2 separate regions of the Homo sapiens genome follow, and region 2 is linked to region 1. Evidence: read pairs that join two places in POLR2A ChIA-PET (ENCODE). Cell type or tissue: OCI-LY7. All regions are shown on one strand.

The links. Peaks named below come from ENCODE experiments on the same cell type or tissue, not always from the same donor. Only the 100,000 strongest peaks of a DNase experiment are listed, where the experiment ranks them.
Region 2: POLR2A ChIA-PET joins it to region 1 with 15 read pairs; 5 of 35 experiments call an interaction of 5 or more read pairs at or near these places.

Annotation. Positions count from the first base shown.
Region 1 is chr7:23,370,254-23,375,253 of GRCh38, forward strand. All of the region lies in intron 3 of IGF2BP3 (insulin like growth factor 2 mRNA binding protein 3), which reads right to left. Among named protein-coding and RNA genes, the nearest start is that of SNORD65C, 24 kb to the right of the region's middle. In OCI-LY7, no CTCF peak of the experiment used is centred here; DNase peaks (open chromatin) are centred at 1,068, 2,378, 3,118 and 3,628; H3K4me3 peaks cover 2,822 bases; H3K27ac peaks cover 4,369 bases.
Region 2 is chr7:23,452,141-23,457,140 of GRCh38, forward strand. All of the region lies in intron 2 of IGF2BP3 (insulin like growth factor 2 mRNA binding protein 3), which reads right to left. Among named protein-coding and RNA genes, the nearest start is that of IGF2BP3, 16 kb to the right of the region's middle. In OCI-LY7, no CTCF peak of the experiment used is centred here; no DNase peak of the experiment used is centred here.

The DNA.
Region 1 (5,000 bases):
TAGTGATTATTAACCATAGTGATGTGATTGTCAGGTGTGTCACAGTAATCTAGTTTTCAGAGTCACACTGACTTCCATGCTTAAGCTGGCAGGTAATTTATCATACATACGATCTTAGATTCCAAATCTTTTTTATTTGACTGTTACATTTGCCTTATGTGTTTCAGAAGATGGAACAACAATGTCGGGCATTATAGTCTGTGTACCAATATATATCCTGAAAATCTCTCTGGAAATGGGTTACTCCTTCAATGTGGCTCTAACACAGAGCTGCACTATCCCATAAACCTCATAAGGGAAGGGGCCATGTCTTACCTTTGAACTCACTGCTCAGGATCTGTGATGAACAATAAAAGGTTAAAAAGGAGTCACACTATTTTTTTGTTCTACAGGGCAAAGGAAGCTAGTTCTAGGTTTTTTGGTTTTTTTGTTTTTTTTTTTTAAGACAGAGTCTTGCTCTGTCACCCAGGCTGGTGTGCAGCAGTGTGATCTCAGCTCACTGCAACCTCCACTTCCTGGGCTCAAGCCATTCTACCACCTCAGCCTCCCGAGAAGCTGGGATTACAGGCGTGTGCCACCACGCCCAGCTAATTTTTTGTATTTTTAGTAGAGACAGAGTTTTGCCATGTTGGCCAGGCTGGTCTCGAACTCCTGACCTCAAGTGATGTGCCCACCTCGGCCTCCCAAAATGCTGGGATTACAGGCGTGAGTCACTGCGCCCAGCCAGTTCTAGGTGTCTTTAAAAGTCCATAATAATATAAGCAAACAGGTATTTGTCAGGAATTTATACAAAAGATATAGAAGTGGAACAAGCATTACAAAAATCACAGTGAGATTAAAGTATTAATAAAATGCAAAGCGGGATATTTAATGCTTACTTGCCCCAACAAACACCTTGCCAACACACACACACACACACACACACCCTTCCAAGCACCAAAGCCAATGTCAGTCATTGGGGAGGGGTTTCTAGAAAGGAGTCACCTTGACTACTACTCATTGCAACAAGAGAGGCAAAAAGTCTCCACAGAATCACCCTTAGCGCTAGGGATATGGAGATGAAGGGAACATCCTTCAAACAGCTCAGCACAGTTTATACAAACAGGAACTACTTATCTGTCATGGGCAAGATCATCTCAGGAACTGTTCTTTTACATCTATTTGTGAGAAATGGCTATATTACAAAATGAAGAACAATCTGTATTGCAGGTTCCAAATAATCATTTCCAGTTAAATATTGATATATAATTCTAAAACAAAATAAAGAAATATCCACCTTAATGTATATTTCTCTAAAATGTTAGCACCGTAATTACTTGGATAACACTCAAACCATTCCTCACACTGGTGTGAAAATGACTGTCAAGTTAAGAAAGCCAGCACCACAGACCAGACCATTAATAAGATTGTAAACCATGCTGCATATCCCCTTTATCATCGAAAAGCCCCAGAGGGAAGCTCAGCCTCCATCATACCACACGGAGCAAAGCGTCCCAACTTTCTAGCCACTTTCAATGTTCACAAGTTAGATCCTCTAACATGGGGAGGAGATGATGCTTTAGGACTCCTAGGAGTCATGTGATCAGAGCCTCTGAGAGAGAACAGTCCAAGTTATCCGGCCACACTGGACTCTCTGAGAGAGAACAGTCCAACAATCCAGCCACACTGAAGTCACAGTGGAAAAACCGAATCCAGAGCTTAAGGGGCTTACGTTATGTTTCTCTTTGGCAATGCTGAGCTAGACTGATTTTTATTTTTAATTTATTTTTTATTTCAATAGGTTTTTGGAGAATAGGTGGTATTTGGTTACATGAATAAGTTTTTTTTTTTTCTTTTTTGAGATGGAGTCTCACTCTGTCACCCAGGCTGGAGTGCAGTGGCACGATCTTGGCTCACCGCAACCTCCGCCACCCGGGGTTCAAGCGATTCTTCTGCCTCAGCCTCCCAAGTAGCTGGGACTACAGGCACGTGCCTCCACCCCCGGCTGATTTTTGTATTTTTAGTAGAGATGGGGTTTCACTATGTTGGCCAGGCTGGCCTCAAACTCCTGACCTCGTGATCTGCCCCCCCTGGCCTCCCAAAGTGCTGGGATTACAGGTGTGAGCCACTGTGTCTGGCTTACGTGAATAAGTTCTTTAGTGGTGATTTCTGAGATTTTGGTGCACCCATCACCCAGGTAGTGTATACTGTACCCAACATGTACTCTTTTATACCTCACCCTCCTCCCACCCTTTCCGCCGAGTACCCAAAGTCCATTGTATCATTCTTATGCCTTCACATCCTCATAACTTAACTCCCACTTATGAGTGAGAGCATACGACGTTTGGTTTTTCCATTCCTGAGTTACTTCACTTAGAATAATACGGAACTAGACTGATTTTAAAAGCCGAGCAGAACAAGTCACACCCTACTATAAACTCTAAGAGATCCCTAACAAGTGCCCTGAAGGCCGTGTTCCACTCATCCTTTAAGGCCATTCTCTTCTCTCCAACCACACCAGCCTTCGTTCAGTCATGAATCAGGGCTGCTAACATTTGAGTGCTTTCTGGCAGCAGCATTGTCCCAAATGCTTTATCTACTTTAACTCAAATCCACACAATCCCATGAGGCAACATTATTCCATGTTATAGATGGGCAAGCTGCAGCACAGAAAAGTTCACAGTGTCAGAACTTGGACAGATAAATGCTGGAGAAATGATTCAAACTCCAGCTCACAGATTCCAGAGCCCATACTCTTAATCACTTGGTCTAATAAGTTGCCTCATTTCCCTATGCAATTTAAATAAAATATAAATACACCGACGGAAACCAGTTCAATCCTTACTCGGCCATTACCTGCACTAGAAAATCAAATCTGTCCATAGGCAGGTTAAGAGCTTTATTAACTCCCATGTATCCCCTTGCTCATGTTCCAAGTACTAAATACGATACTTCTATACATCTTAGTCAGAAGAAGGTACTAGCCAGCATTAACTTGTGCTACATTTTACTCACAGAAATGCTCATAAAAACATTCAAAATAGTTCAATGTTAGGTGGTTTTTGAACCACCTGCTTTCAAAACAGGGACTTCCCCCAACCCCTAGAAGAAACCACTGTCGCTTTGGTGGGGTCTCTCCAGGTGTTTTTAGAAGTGTGTGTGTCACACGAAAAGACGCTCTGCACCATTAGTCATTAGGGAAATGTAAATCAAAACCACAAGGAGATACCACTTCACCTCCATTAGAATGGCCATAATTTTTTAAAAAGAAGGAAAATATGATTCAAGGGGCATCATAAAAAGAAAAACAAAGGAAAATAATGAGTGTTGACACAGATGTGGAAAAATCAAAACCCTCATACATTGCTGGATAAAATGGTGCAGCTGCTATGAAAAACAGTACAGCAGTTCCTCAAAAAAAATTAAAAATAGACCTACCATATGATCCAGCAATTCCACTTCTGGGTATTGATATGGTTTGAACATTGTGTCTTCTTCGAATCTCATGCTGAAATGCGATCCCCAGTGTTGGGGATGGGGCCAGGTGGGAGGTGTTAGGGTCATGGGGGCAGACCCTTCATAAATGGCTTGGTGCCATCCTTGAGGTAACAAGTGATTTATTGCTCTGTGAGCTCACATGAGATCTGGTTGTTTTAAAAGAGGCTGGAACTTCCTTTTCTCTCTTGCTCCCTCTCATGCCATGTGACATGCCCACTCCCCTCTACCTTTCACCATGAGTAAATGCTTTCTGGGCCTTGCCAGAAGCTGAGCAGATGCTGGAGCCATGCTGGTATAGCCTGAGGAACTGTGAGCCAAATAAACCTATTTTCTTTACAAGGTACCCAGCCTCAGGTATTCCTTTACAGCAACACAAATGCACTAACCGAGTATACGTCCAAAAGAACTGAACACAGGGACTCAAAGAAGTACTTCTACACCCATGTTCATGGGAGCATTATTCAAAATAGCCAATAATTGAAAGGTGAAAGCAACCCAAGCATCCTCTGACTAATGAATGGATAAAACAAAACATGGTACATATAAACAGTCATCCCTCGGTATCTGTGAGGGATTGGTTTCAGCAACCCCCTACCTTGGATACCAAAATTCACAGATGCTCAAGTCCCTTATATAAAAATAGTATAGTAGAGGCTGGGCATGGTGGCTCAAATCCATAATCCCAGCTCTTTGGGAGGCCAAGTTATCACTTGAAGCAAGGGATCAATTGAGGCCAAGAGTTTGAGACCAGCCTGGGCAACATAGGAAAGACCCCATCTCTACAAAAATAAAAATAATTAGCCAGATGTGGTGGTGAGTGCCTGTACTCCCAGCTACTCGGGAGGCTGGGGTGGTAGGACTGCTTGAACCCAGAGTTAGGAGGATGCAGTGAGCTATGATGACGCCACTGCACTCCACCCTGGGTGACAGAGTGAGACTCTGTCTCCAATAGTGACGATGATGATGATGATAAATAAGTAAAAGTATAAAAAGAAAATGATTTGATATCGGGGGAAATTCACCCCCGATATTTCACATAGGTTCTTTTCTATATTCCCTAAGTGTCGGCCGGTCTGAGAAATAAAGGGACAGAGTACAAAAGAGAGAAATTTTAAAGCTAGGTGTCTGGGGGAGACATCACATGTCGGCAGGTTCCGTGATAAATGTCCATGAAATCTTCACAGTTTATGTTCTTCTGCCAAGGCTTCAGCCGGTCCCCCCGTTCAGGGTCCCTGACTTCCCGCAACAATTTTATATTATGTGAATTTCTCAATTTTTAAAAAGGTATGTGTATATGCTCATATATTCACATATATACCCAAAGAGCAATATTTGTTGAGTTTTAAATTTTCACACTAGAGTGTCAAATACTGTTTTAAACATTTTATATAATCCATCTTATTTATGCCTCAGAATGTAGCAATTATCCCCATTTCATATATGAATAAACTGAGGTCGATTTTAAGTAACTTGCTTAAGTATGACATTCCTTATCTTGCTACCCTCCCCCACCACCCCAATCT
Region 2 (5,000 bases), 82 kb after region 1:
ACTACAGGCGCCCGCCACCACGCCCAGCTAATTTTTTGTGTTTTTAGTAGAGATGGGGTTTCACCGTGTTAGCCAGGATGGTCTCAATCTCCTAACCTCGTGATCCGCCTGCCTCAGCCTCCTCAAGTGCTGGAATTACAGGCGTGAGCCACCGCACCTGGCCAGAATAGGGTATGTTTTCTTTTGATGGCCATTTAGGTTATTTCCTATTTTTAACTATTAAACAATATGGAAAAAACACATGTCTTTTTGCCAAGTATGTCTTTGTAATAGAATACTACAAGTGAAATTGCTGTTATGGAGAAAGGAATTAAACATGCCTCAAAGTTACAAATAGTTGAACATTAAAGTGCTTATTCTTTCCCTTTAAAACATGGGTTCCCCCAGGCGTGGTGGCTCATGCCTGTAATCCTAACACTTTGGGAGGCTGAGACGGGTGAATCACGAGGTCAGGAGTTCAAGACCAGCCTGGCCAACATGGTGAAACCCCATCTCTATTAAAAATACAAAAAATTAGCTGGGCAAGTGGTGGGCACCTGTAATCCCAGCTACTCGGGAGGCTAAGGCAGGAGAATCGCTTGAACCCAGGAGGCGGAGGTTGCAGTGAGCCGAGATCGTGCCATTGCACTCCAGCCTGGGCAACAGTGCGAGACTCATCTCAAAAAAAAAAAAAAAAGTGGGGGGCGCACAGGGCTGGGCGCAGTGGCTCACACCTATAATCCCAGCACTTTGGGAGGCCGAGGCAGGCAGATAACGAGGTCAGGAGATCGAGACCATCCTGGCCAACATGGTAAAACCCCATCTCTACTAAAAATACAAAAATTAGCTGGGCATGATGGCGCACACCTGTAGTCCCAGCTACTCTGGAGGCTGAGGCACGAGAATCCCTTACCCAGCAGGCGGAGGTTGTAGCGAGCAGAAAGGTTGCAGTGAGCCGAGATCGCGCCACTGCACTTCAGCCTGGGTGACAGAGCGAGACTCCGTCTCAAACAAACAAACAAACAAAATACAAATAAACATGGGTTCTTGCTGTGTTACCCAGGATGGTCTCCCAAAGTGCTGGAATTACAAGTATGAGCCAAGCACCTTGGCCTTAAAGCACTTTTAAACAAGAAGAAAAAAGGAAGGACTCTCAGTATTGTCTTCCTTTACAAAAATTCCCCTTCTACAACTCAAAGATAGGCAATTGCAAAATGTCCCAAACAGTAAAATTAGAGCTAGAGATCTTTTTTGCTCGAAAAGTAGACAACAGTGTTAGTTTCAGATTATCTGTACGATACTGTTAAAATGTGACGTGTAATATAGTATAACCTAAGAATTCTGTGTTTTACAGACTCCCACCTACTAGAGACCCTTTTTACCAATTCCTGCTTGGCGATTTGGATGGAGCTCTTTTACAATATTGTACGATATTGCTGATTAAAACTGTGCTTACAGATTACACAAAGCCATGAGGACTGGGTTGTTTTCCATAACACTTAGTTGAAAGGTATTCTCATTTTAAGTTCTAATAGATACTGCCAAATAGTGTGCCAAGAAGTCTTTGCCAATTTACTCTTTAGCTATATGAGTGGCCATGCCTCCACAACCTTGCCAACACCAGATACGGCCAATCTTATTCATTTTTCTCCAACCTCATAGGCAGAAAATGTCATTATCGTTGGCACTTCCCTAATAACTAGTTAGACAAGGGTGTTTTTTTTGTTTGTTTTGCTGTTGTTGTTCTTTGAAATAGGATCTCACTCTATCGCCCAGCTTGGAATGCAGTGGTGCAAACCTGGGCTCAAGCCATCCCCCTGCCTCAGCCCCCCAGTTAGCTGGGACTACAGGCACGCACCACCATGCCTGGCTAATTTTTGTTATTTTTTGCAGGGACGGGGTTTCGCCATGTTGCCCAGCCTGGTCTCAAACTCCTGAGCTCAAGCGATTCATCCAAGTGCTGGGATTACAGGCATGAACCACCGTGCCCAGCCTAGATTGGATATCTTTTTGTACACAGACTGACTTTTCAGCTGTGCCCTTCTGAACTGCCACTTCTCATCCTTCGTTCATTTTTATACTGTTTCTACCTCTTTGGAATTAGGAATTCATCTCCTGGTCTATTATTTCCTTTACGTATGATCTCTCCTAAGATAATTCCATAACTAAACACATTTTAGGGATTCTAAGATCCATGCACCTAGATATAAAGCACCAATTCTTAACTTATTCACAGTGCATAACCCATATTTTACAAAGAAATGTGAAACACTCCTATGTCTCCGTATATATGAAACATAAACCATAAACCACGGGGTCATACGGGAATAGGCACACCCATCCCCCATTTTCCACTACCACATGGTAAACACACAAACTTATTAGTGAGACAATATCACTTTAGTACCAGATAATCCAAGAAGTCCTTTACAGACATTATCATTTAATTCCCAACAACCCTCTGCCATAGGTCTTATTACCCTCATTTACAGATTTTAAAAACAGAAATCTCAGAGTTTAATCAGTTTGCACAAGATCACAGGGCTAAGCAAAGGTTCCTACTGAGGCCTGTGTAGCTCCAAGCAAGATGCCACTGGCCCACCCTTACCACTGTGCTGTACTGCTGTCCCCAACTTTAGGTAGTAGTACGTGCACACAGAAGTGTCTATCACATTTTTCTCCAAAGGTTCATTACATCACTTGGGATGTCTTTAACAAAAATCATATAATACCAGGAGCTTTAACCAGCACCATTGATTGTCTTGCCACAGCTAACCTTAAAAAAATTACATGGGCTCAGTCAACCTTATTATAAGATTCCTAGTCCTGTATCACAATTTGCCTTAATTACCCTGTCAGAGGATACCCTAAGAACAGCTGTGAACTCCATGAAATGTTTTGGGAGCATAGCCAGACCCATGCTTATAAAGTACTGAAGACGCAAAAGTTCAGTGGGATCTCTGGTGAGCATTTTCCAAAATTAACCTAGGCATCAGTCTTCCATGATAATCCCAAATCAGCATTTGCTAAATGGCATGAACTAAACTACTTAGCTCCTAAAGTCAAACACATGAAGAATGAGAATAATGCAGTCACTCCATCACGCACGCAGGCTGCTCCAGCTGCCCTCTCCGCTCAGCCTCAATCACCATCCTGCCTCACACTCCAGCCTCTTTAATCTCAAACAGCTTGTAGTTCCCACACACACCCCAGGATGTTTCACACTTACATGAGGTGGCTCCTGCTGTCCCTTCTGCCTCTTCCCTCCTGGGTGCACACGGTTATTAGCCTCTGCCTATTTTCACATCCCTCTCTGAATGTATTTCTCACTGGTAACAACCAGGCTAAGCCTAATAATGCTCCCTCCTCCTATGTTCTGGGGCATCTCACATATACCCTATGACATATTGACAACTTCTCTTTACTTGGAGAGATTTTAACCCACCTTTAGGATCACTACCACAGTGAACCACCATTACTGTTGAAAAATAAAAAGACTGTCACCCAGGAAATCAGACAGAACAAAGTGAAAGCCACTGTACTCCATGTCTTTCTTCAGGACAAGGGTCTTACTATTTTTTTTGGAGACGGAGTCTCCCTCTGTTGCCCAGGCTGGAGTGCGGTGGCGCGATGTCGACTCACTGCAAGCTCCGCCTCCCGGATTCGAGCCACTCTCCTGCCTCAGCCTCCTGAGTAACTGGGACTACAGGCGCCCGCCACAACGCCCGGATAATTTTTTGTATTTTTAGTAGAGACGGGGTTTCACTGTATTAGCCAGGATGGTCTCAATCTCCTGATCTCGTGATCCACCCGCCTCTGGCTCCGAAAGTGCTGGGATTACAGGCATGAGCCACTGCGCCCGGCAGGGTCTTACTCTTCTTTCTAGCCCCTGAAACCTAGCATAGAATCAACTATGAGCACAGGCACTTAATCTATGCTTGTTAAACTAAAAATTTACATAAGATATTAAGTCATTTCAGAAACTCAAAAAAATGCAAAAATAGGTAAACTCGCATACAAGAAATACAGAAACTAAAAATTTCAACTTAACTCTCCAAAGAAAGAGCAAGAGCTTCTCCATTTTTTGCAAAACCAGCTGGAAAAAAAAAAAAGACATCTGGGGAGAGCTCAGTCACTTTTCAACCAGCATTTTTTTTGTTGTTTTTTTAACCACTATTACCACAGGTTCTCTTAACTAGATTCTCTCATTATCTGCCCTGCTGGGACCAAAAGCTGAGTAGCACCTTCTTTTGGAAGCTAATTCTTAATCAAATTCCTCCTCAAAATGTGGACCTTCTTGAAGTTTCCTCCGCAAGAAACTACTGTTAGTTTCTGAAGTAGGATGCAAAATTTAAGGTGCTAAGTACGGGAGAGCATGAGTCCTAGACATCTTAGCTATAAGGTATCAGAACTTCAGCTTTACAGCTTTTTACTTAATTTTTATATACAAGGGGCACAAATGAAATGGGCAAAGACTTGTCAGAGTTAGCACATCCATGGTAGAAGAGTGTGTTCCTACAATTATATAGTCCTCCATGTTTGATGAGACAGTTCTTACTCAAACGGTCTCACTGCACACTTCATTGAAAGAAGCTCTTTGTTGTCAAACTTATAACTAATTATGTCAACATAAGAAATTTAGTTTTGAGGCCAGGCGCAGTGGCTCACGCCCGTAATCCCAGCACTTTGGGAGGCCGCGGCGAGGGGATCACGAGGTCGAGATCGAGACCATCCTGGCCAACCAATATGGTGAACCCCGTCTCTACTAAAAATACAAAAATTAGCTGGGCGTAGTGGCACGCGCCCATAGTCGCAGCTACTCGGGAGGCTGAGGCAGGAGAATCCCTTGAAACCGGGAGGCGGAGGTTGCAGTGAGCCAAAATCGCGCCACTGCACTCCAGCCCAGTCGACAGAGCAAGACTCTGTCTCAAAAAACAAAAACAAAAACAAAGAAGAAATTTAGTTTTAGGTTTTTCAGAGAGCTTTCAAATTTAAATGTCCACATCTTTTGACATAACAAT